2 separate regions of the Homo sapiens genome follow, and region 1 is linked to region 2. A link is a loop called in an ENCODE intact Hi-C map of the cell type or tissue named here. Cell type or tissue: PC-9. All regions are shown on one strand. Each heading gives the region's core, and the rest is flanking DNA. Links, peaks and the distances in the headings are about the cores only. Region 1 has its middle 7.8 kb from the start of MIR23AHG. Region 2 has its middle 20 kb from the start of IER2.

Region 1 (9,066 bases), core at 3,539-6,038, 680 kb after region 2:
ACTGAAACCTCTGCCTCCCCAGTTCAAGCGATTCTCCTGCCTCAGCCTCCCAAGTAGCTGGGATTACAGGCGTGCACCACCATGCTCGGCTAATTTTTCTATTTTTAGTAGAGACAGGGTTTCACCATATTGGCCAGGCTGATCTTGAACTCCTGACTTCAAGTGATCCGCCCGCCTCAGCCTCCCAAAGTGCTGGGATGACAGGTGTGAGCCACAGCGCCAGGCCCTACACCCCAGCTTTCTAGCTGGATGTCTTTGGGATGGCTTTGGGGCCAGGCGATTACACTTCCTAAGCCTCAGTTTTGTCGGCTGAAAAATGGGGCTGAAAATGCGCAATTTGCAGTTGTTACCAGGCTTTGAGGTGAGACGTGTGATGTGCTGATCGCAGGTAGAAAGAGGGTAAGTGATACACCAGGTACACCTGGATCAAGGGACCCTGACAGGCCCAGCCGGCCCACAGGTCACCCCAGCTCACATGCAGGGCTGCCTGCTGGGCCCCATGGCAACGCCACACACAGAGACATCAAACAGGCCCTGCCGAGGAAGTCCCACGTCACTGCGGTTAGAGTGGCTCCTCCCAGCCCAGCCCCCGGCTGGCGGCAGTGACCCCCATGCCAGTCAGGGCCCCTGCCTCCTGTTGCCCTGGCGACCAGCTGTGTTATGGACTGAGCCGGGATCCCACCACATCCCTGCCCCCTCACCAGGGCACCAGCCACTCCCCACATCCGGAGAAGGACATTACACGGTGGCCCCAGCTCACCGTGACAAACTCAATTGCCTGGTGTCTGGAGCACCAGGAAAGACTTTGTCTACCTACATAATGGTTCAGAAGGGCAGAGAGGTCCCAGGGATCTGTGGGGACTCCCAGCCAGGTGCCTGAAATCCCCGGGGAAGGGTCCCAGTATTGCTCAAGGGCACTGGTGGGGCAGGTCAGACAGGAATAGACCCCAGGCCTGGCCCAGCCCCCACCTCAGGAATGACTCACCACCCACCCAGCTCCCGATGACATCAAGGCCTGGCCTGCCACCCTGACCTGGCCCCAGGCCAGAACTGGGGGGGCGCACCCAAGAAGTGTCACATCTGGCTGTCCCTGCCTGGCTGGGATCTGGTACGCAGAGGGTTAAGGAGAGCCCTTCTGGGGGTCTCCCCCCCATCCCATCCCCCCCACTTTCCCGGGGATTTCGGGCCCCAGCCCCTCTGACGTCACTGGGGGTTGCTATGGCAACTGGCCGAAGTTCCCAAATAAAATTACCGCGGGCGGGTTAAGTTTCCTAGGAGGCAGCCGACGGGTAAACAATGGCGGTGGCAGGCGGGGCCGGCGAGAGGCCGTCTCCCCCTCTTACCCCCGACTCTGCTGGGACCTGGGGGTCCCTGGGGCGAGGGGCAGGGTCCCCCTCCCTGCCCAGGATCTGAGAGCCCTCGAGCCAGCGAGGGGATTGGCGCCCAGATGAGGGACAGCGAGGCCACGACCCACATGAGCGGGGGATGGGGACGAGGGGTCTTTGGAGGGGAGGCTGGGGCGGCGGGGAACAAAGAGGGGACCGGAGGCCTGGGGATCCACCCTCCACACACCCTCCCCCCTAACCCCGCTCCCGGCCGGCCGCCAGTCCAGCTGTGGCTGTTCCCAGCTCCCTGGCTCCCCACATCTGGCGGGCCGCGCGCTCACTTCCTGTCGCCCCGGCTGCCTGGAGGGAGGTAAAAATAACCCGCCCCCTCCCCCTGCCGGCGGCGCAGACGGCGGATCCTCCCAGCCTGGAGGAGGGCGAGGCCGAGCCTCAGCCGGGAGAGGAGGCCCCCTGAGGCCGCCTCCCGTCCCTCCCAGTGCCTCGCTGTCCTGGCAGGAGGGGGGCAAGTAGGGGTGCCACAGAGCCTAGGCTGCGCTGGGGGACTGGGGAAGCGCATCCCATGAGAAAGGCCCTTAGCTGGGTCACCAGGAACCCAGGGAACCATAGTGTCCAACCACCCCCACCAATCCCGTGGGGGAGGGGGTTCAAGTTCTGAGAGTTGAGGGACTGCAGCCAACATGCCTGGGTTCCAATCGAGGGTCACCCACTTCCTAACCTAACAGTATAAACAAGTTACCAAAAAAAAAAAAAAGCCCCCCCCCCGCACACACACGACAAGAGCAAAACTGCTCCAGGCCTCAGTTTACCTAGCTGTAAAATGGGCATGATAGCAGTACTCACTTCAAAGTGCATTTGTTGGGTTAGGAGTGTCAACTCACTCTATAATCCCAAAACTTTGGGAGGCTGTGGCAGGAGGATCGCTTGAACTTAGGAGTTTGAGACCAGCCTAGGCAACATAGTGAGACCCCCATCTCTACGAAAAAGTGAATAAGTAAAATGAAAACACATAAAAAAGAAAAATAAAGTGCATTTATTCCCTGAGTGTTAGCTATGATCGTTTCCCCCTCCCCAGGGGCCCCTGAGACCCACCCCCCTCCACCAAGTACAGTTCCCAGATGAGACACAGGACACCCAGTGAAACTTAATTTTTCAGATACACAGCGGATCTCTTTTTTTAGTATAAGTATGTCCCATGCAATTTTGGGGACATCGCTATACTAAAAAAAAAGTTTTATACTAAAAAAAAATTACTTGTTCTGTATCTGAAATTCAAATTTAACTGATGTCCTGTATTTTTTATTTGTTAAATCTGCCAACTGTATCCTTAAGTCACCATCATCTCTGGCCTAAATATATTCCAACAGCCACCTCCCTGGTCCTCTCCGACTTTCCTTATGCCTTCTAGCCATTCTCCAGAGACAGCCCGTTAAATCCAATCACGTGTCCCCTCTACCTTCCACTTGGAAAAGTTCCTGGTGTCCCAACCTCTCCCGCAGGAAGGTCCTGCCTGTTATTCGCCAACTCCCGAGCATCCTTCAGTTCCCAGGGTATCACCTCCTCCGAGAAGCCCTCCTCACCTTCTTGGCTTTAGACTGTCCAGGATCCCTGTAACTCAGCCATCTCCCCAACTCAACCATTTGAGTGATTGACTTGGTCATGTGAGCCAAATGGACATTTCTTACAGGACTCAAAGCTGGTCACTTCCCAGGCAGCTGGTCCATCTCCGTGTCTGAGATGCTAGTATCTACTCTTCTCCCCGCCCCATAGGATCTGGGGCTCCGGAAGGCCCCTCAGGCAGCTCCCTTAAGGGTCCTGTGGGCGGCTCAGTGGTGACTATTGGGGTGCCAGGGAGCCCGGAGTTCAGGCCATCTGAAGCTGGTGCTGGGAAACTCTCTCCCTGCACTCAGATGGCATGGGAAGTCTAGGGGGGTGCTGGTGCAACCTCTGTAGTGCACAGCCTTCAGTATCATGTGTCGACAGCCCCCAAGGAGCCCACCAGGCGCCATCCCCCACTTGCATAACCTACCCACACTTCAATGTAGCCTTGGCACCTATCCCCACAACGCCTGAAGACTCCCACAGATATGGCCCTGCCAAGGCCAGGCATGCACCCTCCTGAGACAGGTTTGGGAGCCCGGATGCCAGCTTGGCTGTGCATCCTCTGGCAAAGGACATTGACCCTCTGTTGACTCAGTTTCCCCATCTGTAAAATGAGAATGTCAATGAAACGTCAGAGGGCCATGGTGAACACTATTTTTAATTTTTATTATTATTATTTTTTGAGACGGAGTTTCACTCTTGTCACCCAGGCTGGAGTGCAGTGGCACGATCTTGGCCCACTGCAACCTCTGCCTCCCGGGTTCAAGCGATTCTCCTGCCTCGGTCTCCCAAGTAGCTGGGATTAGAGGTGCTGGCCATCACGCTCGGCTAATTTTTGTATTTTTAGTACAGACGGGGTTTCACCATTTTGCCCAGGCTGGTCTTGAACTCCTGACATCAAGTGATCCACGGGCTTCGGCTTCCTAAAGTGCTGGGATTATAGGCGTGAGCCGCCGCGCCCGACTTCATGGTGAACATTACATGAGTTAATACACATAGGCCCACACATGCATAGAACAGGCTTAGAACATAGAACGTGCTCATTAAGTGTTAGCTAGTTTGGGAGGTCGGCAGGGGTGGGGAGGATGCAAAAAAGCCCTCATCACAGCGCTCCTGACAGCTCCCGCCAGGCCAGCTCCCCAAATCCCTTAGGAAAATGGCCTCGACCTCTCAGCTGCAACTCTGGCCCAGCCGCCATCTCCTGACCTGACCGCCCACTTCTGGGGAGCCCCGGTGGGTCTGGATTGGAGAGAGCCACCCTCAGCCCTCCCCACCTTCATTGGACCACAGCTGTCTCCTTCACCATCACCTCCGTGCCCACCAGGATTACAGGCCTGATCTGAACCCCTAATCTAGGGAAGACTACGGAGTCCCAAAATCCCTCTTAGCGCGCACCCCGGCCTGAGGCTCGAACCCAGGTCCGCGCTGGAGGGCGGTGGCGGTTGCCGAGCAACGCGCTGTTTGTTGGCGCGGGGGGCGGGGCCGGGGCCGGCGCGCGGTGACTCACCGCGGCGTGATGCGGACGGGCGCGGCGCCCAGCAGCCTGGCCGGCGGCCCGATCTCGGCTGGCCTCGGCGTCCGGAGGGGCCCGGCGGCGGGGGCGCCTTAGCCCCCAAGTGGGCGCCGGAGGCCCGTGGGGAAGCGGCGGAGCAGGTCCCGGGCTCTCGGACTCGGTTCGAATCCCAGCCCTGCCTCTTACTCTTGACTCTTGATCTGTGACTTCAAGGCTCCTTGCCTCAGTTTACCCGTCAGTAAAAGAAGCGACACTGGAGGGTGCAGTAACCCACCACTGGCATTTAAAGCAGCTGAGATGATCACGCAGTGACACTGCGGGGCAGCAAGTTTGGGACACCCAGATTCTGCACGTGAATCTCCTGTGTTAAACTCTGCAACCTCACGGAGAATCAATTTCCGCATCTGTTACAGGGCAGTAGCAAGAACAAACACCCTGCCTCTCGGGTGGTTTGAGAATCCCGTGAATTCATAGTGAGACAATGCGTGGCACATTTCAGTACCATGTCTGCTGCCCCACGGAGGGACGGGATGTAGGAGGTTTTCTCTGTGGTCCGAGCTCAGGAGGGCAAGGAGGTGAGGGCAAGACTGGAACCCCTAGAAGTGGGTGGCAAGTCACAGGTCCAGGGCAGGGTGGCATGACCATGGCTGCAGAGGCCCCTATCCCGAAGCTGGCTCACAGCACCTGCTGCGGGCAGGCAGAAGGGGGGCCTGGGGGTGAGTCACCGCCCAGCAATGAGGCTTGAGTCACACAGGGCGGGGTCCCCCGTTAGCCCCCCCAGCTGCTCCCACAAAGGCCCTTTGAGAAGAGTTCCCCACCCCCTACTCCCACCCCCTAGGCCCTCTCTAGGGGTGGGCTGTGGGGCCGAGGCCCTGCTGGGCTGCCCCCAGGAGCCCGGCCTGGGTCTGGGAGGCGCCAGCCAGTTTCAGCCATGTCTGTGAAAAGTCACCATAGGAAGCTGGGTGTCCCCCGGGGAGGGGGCTTCCAGGCTGCCTGAGTCACTGGAATGGTGGAGGGTCACACGCGCAGGGCCCACGCACACAGCGGGCAAATTGAGTCAGACTGTCTGGTGGGGCGGGCAGGCCAGGACGCTTCGAGTCAGGCTGAGAAGGAAACCTGGGAAGAGACATGGTTCTTCCAAGCCTGTGGCCTCTGGCAGAGAAAGAGGGTGCTTGAGGGCACATATGGTGGGTTTCACCACACCTCCTGCCTAGGCCTCCCCTCCTTGCCTGCCCCGAAACAGTCTCCCCCACCTTTCTATCCTTCTTAAACTTGGAGTGAGAAGGACAGCAAGCTGGATGGGATTCCAGGGAGGCACTCTACTAGCGGAAGAATTGAGATTTTTTTTTTTAATTTTATTATTTATTTATTTATATTTATTTACTTTTTTTTTTGAGACTGAGTCTCACCCTGTCACCCAGGCTGGAGTGCAGTAGCACAATCTCGGCTCACTGCAACCTCTGCCTCCCAGGTTCAAGCGATTCTCCTGCTTCAGCCTCCCAAGTAGCTGGGACTACGAGCACACGCCACCATGCCCAACTAATTTTTGTAGTTTTAGTAGAGATGGGGTTTCACCATGTTGGCCAGGGCAGTCTCGAACTCCTGACCTCAGGTGATCCGCCTGCCTTGGCCTCCCAAAGTGCTGGGATTAAAGGCGTGAGCTACTGCGCCTGGCCAATTTGTATTTATTTATGTATTGAGACAGGGTCTCATTGTGTCGCCCAGGCTGGAGTGCAGTGGCACAATCACGTCTTACTGCAGCCTCGACCTCCTGAACTCAGCTGAGCCTCCCACCTCAGCCTCCCAAGTAGCTGGGACCACAGGTGAGAGCGACCACACCCAGCTAATTTTTGTATTTTTTTTTTTTTTTTTGTAGAGACAGGGTTATGCTGTGTTGCCCAGGCGGGTCTGGAATTCCTGACTCGAATTCCTGCCCTCAAGAGTTCCGCCCACCTTAGCCTCCTAAAGTGCTGGGATTACAGGCATGAGCCCCTGGGCCCTGACCTGTTTGTTTATTTTTTAGAGATAGGGGTGTCTCCATGTTGCCCTGGCTGGCCTCAAACTCCTGGGTTTAAGGGATCCTCCCGAGTAGCTGGGAATACAGGCAAATATGTCCACACCCAGCTTTAAGATAAAAAAAAATTATTATTATTTAATATTTATTTATTTATTGAGATGGAGTCTCTGTCACCCAGGCTGGAGTGCAGTGGCGCGATCTCGGCTCACTGCAGCCTCCACCTCCCAGGTTAAAGCGATTCTCCTGCCTCAGCCTCTGAAGTAGCTGAGACTACAGGCGTGTGCCACCATGCCTGGCTAATTTTTTGTATTTTTTAAGTAGAGACGGGGTTTCGCCATGTTAGCTAGGATGGTCTCGATCTCCTGACCTGGTGATCCACCTGCCTCGGCCTCCCAAAGTGCTGGGATTACAGGCGTGAGCCACCACGCCCAGCCCAGGATCAAAATTTTTTAAGACAAGGTCTCACCACTGCCATCTCAAGCTCCGGGGCTCAAAGGATCCTTCTACCTCAACCTCCAGAGTAGCTGGAACTACAGGTGAGCACCACCACACCTGGCTAATTTATTTATCTTGTGGGGGTCGGGGCGTGAGGGTCTTGCTGTGTTGCCTAGACTGGTCTCCAACTCCTGGCCTTAAGTGAGCCTCCTGCCTCAGCCTCCCAAGTAGCTAGGACTACAGGCATGTGCAAGCACACCCAGCTTATTTATACACATTTATTTTATTTTATTTTATTTTATTTTTTTTTAGAGACAGGGTCTTACTATGTTTCCCAGGCTGGTCTTGAATTCCTGGTCTCAACCAATCCTCCTCCTGCATTGGTCTCCCAAAGTGCTGGTATTACAGGCATGAGCCACCTCGGCTGACCACTTTGCTTTTTCTATTTGTTGACTGAGATGGCTATAAAGGGACTAACAGACTGGTAGCCTATACAGACAGCATGGATAAGCTGGGTAAAGGGATGATTCACATCCCAGGACTGTGGGAGATTTCATCACACTACTCAGAACGGCCTGGAATGTGAAGGTATGACTTGTTTTATTTCTGGAATTTTCTTTCTTTTTTTTTTTTCTGAGACCGAGTCTCGCTCTGTCACCCAGGCTGGAGTGCAGTGGTGTGATCTCTGCTCATTGCAACCTCTGCCTACCGTGTTCAGGCCATTCACCTGCCTCAGCCTCCCGAGTAGCTGGGATTACAGGCGCGTGCCACCACGCCCGGTTAATTTTTGTATTTTTAGTAGAGGCGGGGTTTCACCATGTTGGCCAGGCTGGTCTCGAACTCCTGACGTCAGGTGATCCGCCTGCCTCGGCCCCCCAAAATGCTGGGATTAAAGGCGTGAGCCACCTCGCCCAGCCTCTGGAATTTTCCATTTAATATTTTTGGACCAAAGTTGACCAAGGATAACTGAAACCGAGGAAATCGAAACTGCAGATAAGGGGGACGACTGTATACAGTCAAATGTGTTTAGAATATTCATAGACTTATGCAACCATCACCACAATAAATTTTAGAACATTCCTTTTTTTTTGGAGACAGAGTCTCACTCTGTCACCCAGGCAGGAGTGCAGTGGTGTGATCTCGGCTCACTGCAACCTCCGCCTCCCAGGTTCAAGCGATTCTCCTGCCTCAGCCTCCCAAGTAGCTGGGATTACAGGCGAGCACCACCACGCCCAGCTAATTTTTGTATTTTTAGTAGAGACAGGGTTTCACCATGTTGGCCAGACTGGTCTCGAACTCCTGACCTAGTAATCTGCCCGCCTTGGCCTCCGGAAGTGCTGGGATTACAGGCGTGAGCCACTGTGCCTGGTCCACACCAGCTAATTTTTTGTATTTTAGTAGAGATGAGGTTTCACCGTGTTGCCCAGCCTAGTCTCCAACTCCTGAGCTCAGGCAATCCGCCTGCATCAGCCTTCCAAAATTCTGGGATTAGAGGCAGGAGCCACTACGCCCGGCCTTTTTTTTCGCTGAGGCAGGATCTTACTGTGTAGCCCAGAGTGGAGTGCAGTGGCGGCATCCTGGCTCATTGCAACCACTGCCTCCCGGGCTCAAGCAATCCTCCCACCTCAGCCTTTGGAATAGCTGAGACTGCAGGCGCCCGCCACCACGCCCAGCTAATTTTTTTTTTTTTTTTTTTTTTTTTTTTGAGACGGAGTCTACCTCTGTCGCCCAGGCTGCAGTGCAGTGGCGCCATCTCTGCTCACTGCAAGCTCCGCCTCCCGGGTTCACGCCATTCTCCTGCCTCAGCCTTCCGAGTAGCTGGGACTACAGGCGCCCGTTACCACGCCTGGCTAATTTTTTGTATTTTTAGTGGAGACGGGGTTTCACCGTGTTAGCCAGGATGGTCTCAATCTCCTGACCTCGTGATCCGCAAGATTACAGGCGTGAGCCACCGCGCCTGGCCATTTTTTTTTTTTTTTTTTTTTAAAGACAGGGCGTTGCTATGTTGCTCAGGCTGTTCTCAAACACCTGGGCTCAAGCAGTCCTCCCACATCGGCCTTCCAAAGTGCTGGGATTACAGCATGAGTGACCACGCCCTGCCCAACTTTAGAACATTTCCATCACCCGCAAAAGAAATCTCAAGCCCATTAGAAATC
Region 2 (9,066 bases), core at 3,146-5,645:
AGGCCCTGAAGGTATGCTGTACTTGGTCACTTCCGTGCATTTGTTTAATCCTCACCACAAGCCTGGGTCAGGATAAAAAGTAGGCACTTCACTCTTTTTTTTTTTAGGGGTCTTGCTATGTTGCCCAGGATGGTCTTTAACTCCTGGGCTCAAGTGATCCTCCTGCCTTCGGCCTTCCAAAGTGCTGAGGTTACAGGAATGAGCCACCGTGCCCAGCCCAGCCCTAAAGTAGGCCTTTTTTTCCCCCCGCGACGGAGTTTCACTCTTGTTGCCCAGGCTGGAGTGCAATGGCACGGTCTCAGCTCACCGCAACCTCCGTCTCTGGGTTCAAGTGATTCTCTTGCCTCAGCCTCCTGAGCAGCTGGGATTACAGGCATGGGCACCATGCCCGGCTAATTTTATATTTTTAGTAGAGAGGTGGGGTTTCGCCATGTGGGTCTCGAACTCCCAACCTCAGGTGATCCGCCCGCCTTGGCCTCCCAAAGTTCTGGGATTACAGGTGTGAGCCACCGCGCTCGGCCTTTTTTTTTTTTTTCCTTCTGAAGTGGAGTCTTGTTCTGTTGCCCAGGCTGGAGTGCAGTGACGCGATATCAGCTCATTGAACCCTCTGCCTCCCAGGTTCAAGCAATTCTCCTGCCTCAGCTTCCCAAGTAGATGGGATTACAGGCATGCACCGCCACGCCCAGCTAATTTTTGTATTTTTAGCAGAGATGGGGATTCACCATGTTGGCCAGGCTGGTCTTGGAACTCCTGACCTCAGGTGATCTGCCTGCCTCAGCCTCCCAAAGTGCTGAGATTACAGGTGTGAGCCACTGTGCCCCACCAGGTAGGCACTTTCATTAGCCCCATTTTACAGATGAGGGAACTGAGGGGAACTGAGGCACAGAGTGGTTAAACAAAGTGTCCAGGGTTACCCTGTCCAGTAAAGCAAAGCCCATTGACATTCTTCCTCTCCTGGATTTTTTTTTTTTTTTGAGATGGAGTCTTGCTCTGTCGCCCAGGTGGGAGTGCAATGGCCCAATCTTGGCTCACTGAAAGCTCTGCCTCCCAGGTTCAAGCAATTCTCCTGCCTCAGCTTCCTGAGTAGCTGGGATTACAGGCGTGCACCACCGTGCCCAGCTAATTTTTGTATTTTTTTTTTTTTTAAGTAGAGACGGGGTTTCACCATGTTGGTCAGGCTGGTCTCGAACTCCTGACCTCGTGATCTGCCCGCCTCGGCCTCCCAAAGTGCTGGGATTACAGGTGTGAGCCACCACGCCCGGCCGGATTTTTCTTCTTTTCTTTTCTTTTCGGTGGGGAGGAGGAGAGTGTGAGGACCTTTGTCCTGGTTGGTGAACTTTTGCTTAAACCCAGCTTCTATCTCTGGTTCTCAGATAAGGAACCAGCTCCTTCTGGGAGCTGAGAGCCGCACCCCAGGTCTCCTTGCCACTCCTGGGCTACCTGTTTTCTCTTTCCTCATATCCAGGGCTGATCACTCACCAGGTTCCCTCTTAGAATCATTTGCCACTTCACTTCATTTTCCTCTCTTCTCCCCTTTCTGCAGGATGAACACTTCCCCAGGGGTCAATCTGTGCACGCTCAGTCCAGGGGCTGGGTAAAGACAAAGTTTTTTGTTTGCTGTTGTTCACTTGTTTATTTAAATTTATTTATTTTGAGATGGAGTCTCGTTCTGTCACCCAGGCTGGAGTGCAAGGCGCGATCTCGGCTCACTGCAACCTCCGCCTCCCGGGTTCAAGCAATTCTCTGCCTCAGCCTCCTGAGGAGCTGGGATTACAGGTGTGCACCACCATGCCCGGCTAATTTTTGTATTTTTAGTAGAGATGTGGTTTCACCATCTTGGCCAGGCTGATCTTGAACTTCTGACTTCGTGATCCACCTGTCTCAGCCTCCCAAAGTGCTGGGATTACAGGCGTGAGCCACTGCGCCCCACCCTCACTTGTTTATTTACTTGTTTTGTAAACATTATTTACTGAGCATGATCAAACTGCTAGACTGGAGAGGCTGCTGCAATCTCCTCCCTCTGCCCCCGCCATTTCCTGGTACCCATCCTTGCTGGTGGTGTCTGCAATCAGCGGGGCCCTGGCTGAGTTCACGGGAAAGGAAATGGCTCATTGCTTCAGCCTTTAGACCGGGGGGCAGGGAGGGCCTGTCGGGAGGCCGCCTAGTCAGGGGCGTGTCAGAGGCCAGAGGGGCCGGGGCCCAGCAGCTGGGGCTTGGTAAGCTCTGGAGCCTGGGCTCCAGGCCAGCTCGCTGCCAACCTCCACCTGAGACCACCCCACCCCCAACCCCCTTCCTTCTCTCCCCTGCTGCCGAGGCGCGCCCTTCCGGAGTGAAACTTTGGTTTCTCACGACCCGGAAGGCTTGAAGCAAACCTGCAATTACTCACTGCCTGGTCTGTGCGGGCTGCAGCTCTCAGACTCAGGATGAGGTGGCGGTAGGTGGGGTGGGGCTCTTGGGACCCTTTTACCCCTTCGTGCTGCTGGCTGGGGGAGGCCACTAAAGTCTGCGCGCTGCCTTCCACGCGTTCTCCAGACACTTTCCAAATCCCTGCGGACACTACCTTATAAACAGATACTGGAATTTTCAAAGTACTGTCATGCTGTTTGGGACCAGAAATTCCCTCCCATGAGGGTTGGATATGAAGCCAGTTTGGAGGGGGAAGCTGAGGGTGCATGCCCCTGGATCTACCAAAGCCTTCTCTTCAGTCTGGGAGGTTTTTTTTCTTTTTCTTTTTCTTTTTTGAGACAGAGTCTCACTCTGTCGCCCAGGCTGGAGTGCAGTGGTGTGATCTCAGCTCACTACAACCTCCACCTCCCAGGTTCGAATGATTCTCCTGCCTCAGCCTCCCGAGTAGCTGGACGACAGGCGTGCGCCACCACACCTGGCTACTTTTTGTATTTTTAGTAGAGACAGGGTTTCACCATGGGTTTCAGAGGGTGCAGTGGCTCACGCCTGTAATCTCAACACTTTGGGAGGTCGAGGCAGGTGGATCACTTGAGGTCAGGAGTTCGAGACCAGCCTGGACAACATGGTGAAACCCTGACTCTACTAGAAATACAAAAATTAGCTGGTGGTGGTGGCATGCACCTGTAGCCCCAGCTACTCAGGAGGCTGACTCAGGATAATCAGGAACCCGGGAGGAGGAGGTTTCATTGCTCCAGACTTTGAGACTCCATCTGAAAAAAAAAAAAAAATTAAGCCAGGCAAAGTGGCTGATGCCTGTAATTCCAAAGCTTTGAGTGGCTGAGGTGGGATGATCACTTGAGGCTAGGAGTTCGAGACCAACCTATGCAACATGGCAAGACCACCACACCCCCATCTCTGCAAAAAATTAGCCAGGTGTGGTGGCGCACACCTGTAGTCCCAGCTACTCTAGAGGCTGAGGCGGGAGGGTGGCTTGAGCCCAGGAGTTTGAGGCTGCAGTGAGCTATGATCATGTCACTGCACTCCAGCCTGGGTAACAAAGCAAGGCCCAGTCTCAAGAAAATCAGTTATTTTTGCATATGTATGGCGTACATAAGAACATTTGTTACATGTCTATAATGTAACCTCTCTCTGCTTTGCTTTGCAGCTCTGGCAGGGGCAGGGCAGCAGTGCTATGATGAGGCCACTTGTAATTGGGGGTGTTCATGGGAGGGCCTTTGTTCTCTGAGCACTGAGTGGGCACTGCTGTATCTCCATATGCCTGGGATCCTCATTGGTTCCCCTCCTTTCTCCCAGGCTTGTGCCTCTTTCTTTTACTTGACTTTTTTTTTTTTTCCACCCAGGCTGCCGTATAGTGGTGCCATCTCAGTTCACTGCAACCTCCACCTCCCAGGTTCAAGCAATTCTCCTGCCTCAGCCTCCCCAGTACCTGGGACTACAGGCATGTGCCACCATGCCTGGCCGATTTTTGTATTTTTAGTAGAGACAGGGTTTCACCATGTTGGCCAGGCTGATCTCAAACTCCTGGCCTCAAGTTATCCATTAGCCTCAGCCTCTGAAAATGCTGGGATTACAGGCGTGAGCCCGGCCTTTCTTCTTTTTCTTTTTTCTTTTGTTTGTTTTTTTAGAGACAGGGTCTCACTCTGTCACCCAGGTTGCAATGTAGTGGCATGATCATAGCTCACTGCAGCCCTGAACTCCTGTGCTCAAGTGATCTTCCCACCTCAGCCTCCCAAGTAGCTGGGACTATAGGTGTACATCACCATGCCTGGCTAATTTTTTAATTTTTTTTGCAGATATGGGGTCTTGCTATGTTGCTGAGGCTGGTCTCCAATTCCTGATTTCAAGTGAGCCTCCTGCCTCTGCCTCCCAAAGTACTGTGATGAGCTACTACGCCTGGTCATTGTCCCTCTTTCTCATGACTCTCTGGACATCCCTGGGGTGGAGGGTGGGGCAGGCACACACATCCCTCAACTTCCCAGTGGTTCCACGATGACTAAGCCAGCCCTGTCCCTGAGGCTGGGAGTCTGGAGCTAGGATCCACCCCCATGGCCTCATATCCCAACCTTGAGCCTGGGTTTCTGGTCAGACTGGACGGGCTAGCTCGGTCTCCTTAACTCTCAGAGTTGCCTTGTCCAGGCCCAGCGGGTCCCACACAGCCAGGCACACCCCACCCCACAGGGCTCCTGGGAAATTCTCTGCCCCACCCTCAGGCTGCCTCAGACAGACTGAGGTTACCTGTGATTGTCCCAGATAACCCGAGTGAGCCCATCCTCTGCTCTGGGTGGCTCCCTCCCTGGCAGCTGACCTGTAAATTTTGAAAAGATGGGGACAATGCTCAGCTAGGAGGGATGCTCCTGCTGTCTTCCCTGCTGGCCTGGCCACTCCCCAGACTGGACAGGTCCCTTGGCAGCTCTTCCCAGCAACCCAGGCAGCCCCAAGCCCCCTCTTGCTTGGTGTTCCAGGCCAGTGAGAATCTCACTTCTTCTCCAAAACTTTGTCTTCCAACTCCTGTTTTGTTGTGTTTTGTTTTTTTATTGAAACAGGGTCTCATTCTGTTACCCAGGCTGGAGCTCATGGCATGATCATAGCTCACTGCAGCCTCAAACTCCTAGGCTCAAGCAATTCTTCCCACCTCACCCTCCTGAGTAGCAGGGACTACAGATGTGGGCCACCATGGTCAGCTAATTTAAAAAGTTTTTTTCTTAGGCCAGGCATGGTGGCTCACGCCTGTAATCCCAGCACTTTGGGAGGCCGAGGCAGGTGGATAACAAGGTCAGGAGTTCGAGACCAGCCTGGCCAACCTGGTGAAACCCCTGTCTCTACTAAAAATACAAAAATTAGCCGGGCGTGGTGACAGGCACCTGTAGTCCCAGCTGCTTGGGAGGCTGAGGCAGAGAATTGCTTGAACCCGGGAGATGGAGGTTGCAGTGAGCTGAGAACACTCCACTGCACTTTAGCCTGGGCGACAGAGTGAGACTCTGTCTCAAGAAAAAAAAAATTATATATATATAAATTAGCCAGGCATGATGGTGAGTGCCTGTAATTCCAGCTCCTTGGGAGGCTGAGGTGGGAGAATCACTTGAACCTGGGAGGCAGAGATTGCAGTGAGCCAAGATTGCTCCACTGCACACCAGCCTAGGTAATAGAGTGAAACTCCATCTCAAAAAAGAATTTTTTTTTTTCAGAGATGGGGATCTCTCTGTGTTGCCCAGGCTGGCCTCAAGCAATCCTCCTGCCTCAGCCTCCCAAAGTGTTGGGATGACAGGCATGAGCCACTGCGCCCGGCCTGTGGTTTCTCCATGTGGGGCCAGATCACTCTTTGTGCAGGGAGCTACCCTGTGCATCTTTGATGTTGAGTAGTAGCCCTGGCCTCAACCCTGTGCCAATGAAAGATGTCTCCAGATGTTGCCAAATGTTGGGGTGGGGTGGGGCGCAGCCTTGCCGCCTGCTTCACCTGTTCTACCTGTCCATACTCATACCAACCTGCAAAGTAACTTAGACCGTGTGTTTTCTTTTTCTTTTTTTTTTTCTGAGATGAGGTCTTGCTTTCTCCCAGGCTAAAGTGCAGTGGCACGATCTCAGCTCACTACAACCTCTGCCTCCCAGGTTCAAGCGATTCTCCTGCCTCAGCCTCTCGAGTAGCTGGGATTACAGGCACCCGCCACCATGCGCAGCTAATTTTTTTATTTTGAGTAGAGATGGGATTTCACCATGTTGGCCAGGCTGGCGGCTCGAACTCCTGACCTGACCTCAGGTGATCCACCCGTCTCGGCCTCCCAAAGTGCTGGATTACAGGTGTGAGCCACCGTGCCCAGCTGGAGCATATGTGTTCTTTTTTTTTCTTTCTTTCTTTCTTTCTTTTTCTTTTTTTTTTTGAGACGGAGTCTTGCTCTGTCACCCAGGCTGGAGTACAGTGGCGCCATCTCGGCTCACTGCAAGCTCCGCCTCCTGGGTTCATGCCATTCTCCTGCCTCAGCCTCCCAAGTAGCTGGGACTACATACAGGTGCCCGCCACCACACCCGGCTAATTTTTTTGTATTTTTAGTAGAGACAGGGTTTCACCATGTTAGCCAGGATGGTCTCGATCTCTTGACCTCTAGATCTGCCCGCCTCGGCCTCCAAAAGTGCTGGGATTACAGGCATGAGCCACTGCGCCTGGCCAGGAGCATGTGTTTTCTCATCTTGGGCCTGGATCGAGTCCTTATGGTGGAGGTGATCTGCGGGTTCCAGAATCTTGGGAAGGGATTGGTGAGACCATAGCATGGCCCATTGCACCGTCCCTCTACCTGGAGTGAGGGGTGCCAGCCTCCCATTTCCTGGTGGGTGGGCTTGCTGGATGGCAGCCTGAGGTGGGTGGAGTCAGGCTGCCTTGTTCTATTTCCTGGTTCCCAGGGTTGGGTGGTGGCAATGGTGGCCCCGGAGCCAGAGGGCTTGGGGTACCCTGATCCTGCCTCCGGATTTACTGGGTGGGTGCTAGGGTGTGTGCTCCAAGACCGATGGCCCCTGTGGGCGTGGAGGAGAAACCAGAGACTCAAGCAGATCTCCCTGCCTGCCTTCTGCCCTCATGTCCCACTTCACCTTGGCTCTAGGCCAGGGGCTGCCAGAATGGTGACTCAGAGCGACTGAGAAGAGGAGAGAAACAGAATGGAGGTCCTTATCATCCTCCAATCTCCGCCATCCCAGCATCCCCATAAAGGTCAGGACCCTTGAGGCCACATGTCAAGACCATCCACACTGCCCTCTCCTGCTTCCTCCTCCTCTACCCGCCCTCTTTCAGTGGGATTTTTTTTTCCGGGTACCACGCTAGGGCAGGAAGGCAGAAGTGAGCATGGGGCGTGGAACGTCTCTGAGGTTGGAATATATTTAGGCCAGGAGAAGAGTGTGTGTGTGGTGCTGGCCAGGCCCTGGCGCCGGCTCGGCGGGCTTGAGGAGTGATGGTGGGGGGCCCTGAGCCAGTGTGGGGATGCTCCTGCCTTCTCCCTTTTTTTTTTTTTTTTTTTTTGGTTTTGAGATGTAGTCTCGCTCTGTTGCCCAGGCTGGAGTGCAGTGGTGCGGTCTTGGCTCACTGCAACCTCTGCCTCTTTGGTTCAAGTGATTCTCTTGCCTCAGCCTCTGGAGTAGCTGAGATTACAGGCATCTGCCACCACGCCCGGCTAATTTTTTCTATTTTTAGTAGAGATGAGGTTTCACCATGTTGGCCAGGCTGGTCTCCAACTCCTGACCTCATGATCCGCCTGCCTCGGCCTCCCAAAGTGCTGCGATTATAGGTGTGAGCCACCGTGCCTGGCCACCTTCTCCCTTTTAAAGACAGCCTGTCAGCTTTGGGGAGGAGGAGTGGGAATCACTAGGCCCCCACCAAGGCTGAGGCAGGCCCTGTGTGGGCCAGATACATTTAGCATCTTCAAAACAAACCAGCAAGACTAACATCAGGATCACTTACAGCTGTAAACACAAGGCCCAGAGAGGTTAAGTGGCTTTCCCAAGGCTGTTCAGGAAAGAGGTGATGATGGAAGGGTTCTCTTGCTGGCCCGGCTGGCTGCCACCATTCATGCACGCAGTGTTCATTCATGCAACACCTTTGTGGGTACAGCCTAGCCTGTGCCAGCCCCCAACAACGTGCGGGAGAACAAGAAGCCAACTGGACCCAGGTCGGCAAACCGCAGCCCATAGGTGGCATTCGTCTGTTGTCTCTGCACGGCCCTTGGGCTAAGAATGGTTTTTACATTTTTAAGTGGTTGAAAACAAAAGAATAAGAGTATTCCATGATACATAACAATTATATGAAATTGCAATTCCAGCCTTCATGAATTCAGGGTACACAGGTTACACCCATTTGAGTCCACATTGTCTGTGGTTGCCTTTTCGTGACTGTGGCAGAGTGGAGCTGTTTTGACAGAGACCCTGCAAAGCTAAACAACTTTCCTATTTGTCCCCTCCTCCCCTGTCCCCCTCACACTTTTTTTTGACAGAGTTTTGCTCTTGTTGCCCAGGCCGGAGTGCAACAGCGCAATCTTGGGTCACTGCAACCTCCACCTCGTTGGTTCAAGCGATTCTCCTGCCTCAGCCTCCTGAGTAGCTGAGATTACAGGCGCCTGCAACTATGCCCGGCTAATTTTTATATTTTAAGTAGAGACAGGATTTCACCATGTTGGCCAGGCTGGACCGGAACTCTGACCTGAGGTAATTCAGCCGCCTCGGCCTCCCAAAGTGCTAGGATTACAGGCGTGAGCCACCACACCTGGCTTTTTTTTTCTCTCTCTCTCTTTTTTGAGATGGTGTCTCACTCTGTCGCCCAGGCTGGAGTGCAGTGGCGTGATTTCGGCTCACTGCAACCTCTGCCTCCCGGGTTCAAGCGATTCTCCTGCCTCAGCCTCCTGCAACCTCTGCCTCCCGGGTTCAAGCGATTCTCCTGCCTCAGCCTCCTGAGTAGCTGGAATTACAGGCGCGTGCCACCATGTCTGGCTAATTTTTTGTATTTTTAGTAGAGACGAGGTTTCGCCATGTTGGTCAGGCTGGTCTGGAACTCCTGACCTCAAGTGATCAGCCCGTTTTGGCTTCCCAAAGTGCTGGAATTACAGGCCAGAGCCACCACGCCTGGCCATGCCCGGCTAATTTTTTTGTTTGTTTGTTTGAGGTAGA

The links. A loop is a pair of places that touch in the nucleus more often than their neighbours do. Peaks named below come from ENCODE experiments on the same cell type or tissue, not always from the same donor. Only the 100,000 strongest peaks of a DNase experiment are listed, where the experiment ranks them.
Region 1: it touches region 2 in a loop (9-fold over the local background); 7 of 110 quality-filtered maps call a loop at or near these places.

What each region holds. Positions count from the first base shown.
Region 1 is chr19:13,846,135-13,855,200 of GRCh38, forward strand. No RefSeq gene overlaps it. Among named protein-coding and RNA genes, the nearest start is that of MIR23AHG, 7.8 kb to the left of the region's middle. RefSeq lists enhancers at 857-1,036, 7,563-8,508 and silencers at 1,617-1,886, 1,707-1,912. In PC-9, for the core only: a CTCF peak has its summit at 4,657; DNase peaks (open chromatin) are centred at 4,427 and 5,187; H3K4me3 peaks cover 1,576 bases; H3K27ac peaks cover 2,174 bases.
Region 2 is chr19:13,165,497-13,174,562 of GRCh38, forward strand. No RefSeq gene overlaps it. Among named protein-coding and RNA genes, the nearest start is that of IER2, 20 kb to the left of the region's middle. RefSeq lists enhancers at 1-354, 1,806-2,433, 4,126-4,626, 4,627-5,127, 6,979-7,038 and 1 more. In PC-9, for the core only: no CTCF peak of the experiment used is centred there; a DNase peak (open chromatin) is centred at 4,495; H3K4me3 peaks cover 454 bases; H3K27ac peaks cover 2,500 bases.